Linked DNA regions of Homo sapiens: region 2 is linked to region 1. Evidence: read pairs that join two places in POLR2A ChIA-PET (ENCODE). Cell type or tissue: PC-3. All regions are shown on one strand. Each heading gives the region's core, and the rest is flanking DNA. Links, peaks and the distances in the headings are about the cores only.

The links. Peaks named below come from ENCODE experiments on the same cell type or tissue, not always from the same donor. Only the 100,000 strongest peaks of a DNase experiment are listed, where the experiment ranks them.
Region 2: POLR2A ChIA-PET joins it to region 1 with 5 read pairs; 4 of 35 experiments call an interaction of 5 or more read pairs at or near these places.

What each region holds. Positions count from the first base shown.
Region 1 is chr10:73,224,032-73,226,847 of GRCh38, reverse strand. The region is part of intron 7 of FAM149B1 (family with sequence similarity 149 member B1); the gene reads right to left. Among named protein-coding and RNA genes, the nearest start is that of DNAJC9, 22 kb to the left of the region's middle. In PC-3, for the core only: no CTCF peak of the experiment used is centred there; a DNase peak (open chromatin) is centred at 1,127.
Region 2 is chr10:73,369,977-73,372,792 of GRCh38, reverse strand. No RefSeq gene overlaps it. Among named protein-coding and RNA genes, the nearest start is that of CFAP70, 13 kb to the right of the region's middle. In PC-3, for the core only: no CTCF peak of the experiment used is centred there; no DNase peak of the experiment used is centred there.

The sequences.
Region 1 (2,816 bases), core at 123-2,622:
CACCTGTCAGTTTGTTCTAACAACAATGAACCAACTGGTCCATGACAAAGCCAAAACTGCAAGTGTTCTCTTTCTGTACTTCCAGGTATTATAATAAAAAGTAATGACAATAGCTAACATTTATTGAGCTCTTAAATATTACAGGAACTACTCTATATACTTTCATGTAACTGGTTTATTTCTTAAACAATACTATGAAATAGATATTAGTATTTATACTCATTTTATAGATAAACTGAGGCTCAAAGAAGTTAAGCAACTAGCCAAGAATCTAAATAAAGTTAGTGTCAGACCCAGTGGTCAAACCCAGGTCGTGTGGCAACAAAGTCTGTATCTTTTTTTTGAGACAGAGTCTCGCTCTGTTGCCCAGGCTGGAACGTGGTGGTGCAAGCTCCGCTCACTGCAAGCTCTGCCTCCCACGTTCATGCCATTCTCCTGCCTCAGCCTCCCAAGTAGCTGGGACTACAGGTGCCCGCCACCACACCCGCTTAATTTTTGTATTTTTAGTAGAGATGGGGTTTCACCATGTTAGCCAGGATGGTCTTGATCTCCTGACCTCATGATCCACCCGCCTCGGCCTTCCAAAATGCTGGGATTATAGGTGTGAACCACTGTGCCCGGCCCAAAGTCTGTACTTTTAATCATTATATGCCACTGCTTCTCATGGGGATCACATTGTAGAGCAGGGTTGGCAAACTATAGCCCATGGGTCAAATCTGGCCTGCTACTTAAAAAAAAAAAAAAAAAATTATTGTGGTAAAATACACATGACTTACCATTTTACACTCATGTTACTTAACAACAGGGATACCTTCTGAGAATGGCATTATTAGGTGATTCTGTTGTGTGAAGTCTGAGTGTATTTACACAAACCTAGGTGATACAGCCTATTACACACCTTAGCTAAATGGTACAGCCTGTTGCTCCTAGGCACAGGCCTGTACAGCATGTTACTGTACTGAATACTGGGGGCAACTATAACACAATGGTTAGCATTTGTATATTTAAACAAGCCTGAACATAGGAAAGGTACAATAAAATTATGGTACAAAAGATAAAAATGGTACAGGTACCTTGTATAGGGTACTTATCATGAATGGAGCTTACAGGAATGAAAGTTGCTCTGAGTGAGTCACTGAGTGAGTGGTGAGTGAATGTGAAGGCCTAGGTCATTACTGGACTGTCTATAAACACTGTACATTTAGGTTACACTACATTTTTAAAAATTTCTTCAAAAAATTACCCTTAGTTATACTTTTTGACTTTATAAATTTTTTATTTTTTTAACTTTTTGATCCTTTTGAAATAACAGCTTAAGGCACAAACACTGTACAACTGTACAAAAATATTTTTTCTTTATTTCCTTATTCTATGAGGTTTGCCTATTTTTTAATTAATTTTTACTGTTTAATCTTTTTGTTAAAATCTAAGACACAAACACACACATTAGCCTAGGCCTACATAGGATGAGGATCATCAATATCACTGTTTTCCACCTACACTTCCTGTCCCACCGGAAGGTCTTCAAAGGTTGTGTAACACACATGGAGCTGTCATCTCCTGTGGTAACAATGCCTTCTTCTGGAATACCTCCTGAAGGACCTACCTGAGGCTATTTTACAGTTAACTTTAAAAGACATGGTAGGAGAACACTCTAATGATAAAAATATAGTATATACATAAACCAGTAACATAATCGTTTATTATGAAGTATATGTACTGTACATAATTGTTTATGCTGTATTTTTATATGACTGGCAGTGCAGTAGGTTTGTTTATACCAGCATCACCACAAACACATCAGTAATGAGTTGTGCTTTGACTTTACGACAACTACAATGGCATTAGGTGATAGGAGTTTTTCAGCTCCATTATAATCTTATGAGACCATCATATATGTGGTCCAACATTGACCAAAGTGTCATTATGCCACACAGGACTGTATACAATTCAGCAGCATTAGTTACATTCATGATGTTGTGCAACCCTTACCTCTATCTAGTTCAATAACTTTTTATCACCCCAAAAAGAAACCCCATACCTGTTACTACTGCCTGTTTTTCAAAATAACGGTGTGGCTGGGTGTGGTGGCTCACACCTGTGATCCCAGCACTTTGGGAGGCCGAGGTGGGCAGATCACCTGAGGTCAGGAGTTCGAGACCAGCCTGGCCAACATAGTGAAACCCCATCTCTACTAAAAATACAAAAAATAGCTGGGTGTGGTGGCAGGCACTTGTAATCCCAGCTACTCGGGAGGCTGAGGCAGGAGAATCACTTAAACCCAGGAGGCGGAGCTTGCAGTGAGCCGAGATCACACCACTGCACTCCAGCCTGGGCCACGGAGCGAGACTGTCTCAAAAAAAAAAAAAAAAAAAAGTTGTAATAATCATTTGTTTATTCTCATAGTGGTATAGTATTCCATTGTATGAATATATCACATTCTACTGTTGATGGACATGTGGGTAGTTTCTGATGTATGTTTTCTAGTTATTTATGAACATTCTTGCACCTATCTTTTGGTGAACATATGTACTGAGTATGTACTAGTGTACACAGCCAAGCTCATTCATTTACATCTTATTTATGGCTGCTTTCATGCTACAAGGGCAGAGTTGAGTAGTTGCAACAGAGACTGGATGGTTGTCAAAGACTGAAATCTTTACCACCAGCCTCTGCATAGACAGTTGTTTCCTGACCCCTGTTTTAAGGTATTTCAGTCAACCTACTAAATGCCAATTAGAGATCCTCCAGCTCCATTTCATGATGTCTTGTTTTTAGACTTTAGTCTCAAAATTACAGTTACAATACAATAAAAT
Region 2 (2,816 bases), core at 237-2,736, 150 kb before region 1:
GTAGAGCTGGGACCACAGGTGCCCGCCACCACGCCTGGCTAATTTTTTGTATTTTTAGTAGAGACGGGGTTTCACCGTGTTAGCCAGGATGGTCTCGATCTCCTGCCCTCGTGATCCACCCGCCTCAGCCTCCCAAAGTGCTGGGATTACAGGCGTGAGCCACCGCGCCCAGCCCAGTCTTTGTCTTTTGATTAGAACGTTTAATCCTGGCTGGGCGTGGTAGCTCACACCTGTAATTCCAGCACTTTGGGAGGCTGAGGCCAGCGGATCACTTGAGATCAGGAGTTCAAGACCAGCCTAGCCAACATGGTGAGACCCCGTCTCTACAAAAAATACAAAAATTAGCCGGGTGTGGTGGCATGCGCCTATAATCCCAGCTACTCGGGAGGCTGAGGTAGGAGAATTGCTTGAACCCAGGAGGTGGAGGTTGTAGGGAGCTGAGATCATGCCACTACAATCCAGCCTGGGCTACAGAGCGAGACTCCATCTCAAAAATAAAAATTAAAAAAAAGAAAATGTAATCTATTTACATTTAAAGTAATTACTGATAAGAACTTCTGTTGTATTGCTATTTGTTCTCCATATGGCTTACTGCTTTTTTGTCCCTCATTTCCTGCATTACTGTCTTTTGTGTTTAGTTGTTTTGTAGTGAAACATTTAAATTCATTTCCCTTTGTTTTGTGTATATTCTATAGCTATTTTCTCTGTGGTTACCATGGGGATAACATTTAACATCCTAAAGTTATAACACTAAATTTATGCCAGCTTCAGTGACATATACAAACTCTTCTAACAGCTGTGTCCTCACCCCTTTTGGTTGATGTCACAAAATTACATCTTTTTACATTGTGTGACCCAAAACATAAACTAATTCTTTTAAATACATTAGTTTCTTAAATTACGTAGAATACAAAATTTGGAGTTACAAACCAAAATTACAGTTATGCTAGTGTTTAGTTTTTTTTAATGTGTTCATCTCAAATCATGTAGAAAACCAAAAGTATCGTCACAGACTATTATTACAATAACATTAGCTTTTATAATTGCCCATGTATTTACCCTTTATTGAGATCTTTATTTCTTCATGTGGCTTCAAGTTACTGTCTAGTCTCCTTTCATTTCATCCTGCAGGACTAGGACTTCTTTGAGCATTTCTTGTAGGGCAGGTCTAGTGGTAATGAACTTTCCCAGCTTTTATCTAGGAATGTCTAAATTTCTTCCTCACTTTTTAAGGACAGTTTTGCCAGATATAGGATTCTTGGGTCGACAATTTTTTTTTTAGCACTTTAACTATATCATCCAATTCTTTCTGATGAGAAATCTGCTGATAATCTTATTAAAAATATCTTGTATGTGGCAAATCACTTCTCTCTTGCTGATTTCAGGATTCTCTCTTTGGATTTAGAAAGTTTGATTAAAGGCTGGGCACGGTGGCTCACGTCTGTAATCCCAGCACTTTGGGAGGCTGAGGCAGGCGGATCACGAGGTCAGGAGATCAAGACCATCCTGGCTAACACTGTGAAACCCTGTCTCGACTGAAAATACAAAAAATTAGCTGGGCGTGGTGGTGGGCGCCTGTAGTCCCAGCTACTCGGGAGGCTGAGGCAGGAGAATGGCATGAACCCGGGAGACAGAGCTTGCAGTGAGCCGAGATCGTGCCACTGCACTCCAGCCTGCGTGACAGAGCGAGACTCCATCTTAAAAAAAAAAAAAAAAGAAACTTCGATTGATTAAAATGTGTCTTAATGTGGCTCTCTTTAAGTTCATCTACTTGGAGTTCATTGAGCTGCTTGGGTGTTTATATTCATGTCTCATAGAACTTGGGAAGCTTTTAAGCCATTATTTCTTCAAATATTTTCTCTTCCTATTTCTTGCCCATTAGAATTCCCACAATGTGTATGATGGTCCACTTGATGGTGTTTCACAGGTCCGTTAGGCTCTGTTCACTTTTCCTCAATCTTTTTTCTTTCTGTTTTTCAGACTCAGTTTCCATTGTCCTGTCTCCAATTTGACTTACTCTTTTTTTTGCTTGTTTAAATCTGCCTTTGAATCCTGCTAGTGAATTTTTGCATTTCAGTTATTGTATTTTTCAGCTCCAGAATTTGTTTGGTTTCTTTTTAGGTTTTCTATCTCTTTATTGATATTTCCATTTTCTTTATACATCATTTTCTTGGCTTTTTCCATATCTTCCTTTAGTTTTTTGATCATCTCTTTTATTTTATTTTATTTTTTTGAGACAGGGCCTCACTCCTGTCGCACAGGCTAGAGTGCAGTGGCGCAATCACAGCTTAACTGCAGCCTCGACTTACCTGGCTCAGTTGATCTCCCATGTCAGACTCCAAGTAGCTGGGACTACAGGTGTGTGCCACCACATCCAGCTAATTTTTTGTATTTTTTAGTAGAGATGGAGTTTCACTGTGTTGCCCAGGCTGGTTTCAAACTCCTGGGCTCAAGTGATCTGCCCACCTTGGCTTCCCAAAGTGTTGGGATTACAGGCATGAGCCACCACCACACCTGGCCTTATATCTTTAAGACAGTTTTTTGTTTTTGTGTTTTGAGACAAGGGTCTCGCTCTGTCACCCAGGCTGGAGTGCAGTGGCACAATCCAAGCTCACTGCAGCCTCAAACTCCAGGGCTCAAAGTGAGCCTTCTGCCTCAACATCCCAAGTAGCTAGTTAGGACTATAGACACAGGCCACTGCACCTGGCTGGCTTATTTTTTAATTCTTCTTCTTCTTTTTTTTTTTTTTTTCTCTAAGAGACAGGGTCTCACTGTGTTACCCAGGCTGCTCTTGAACTCCCAGCCTCAAGTGATCC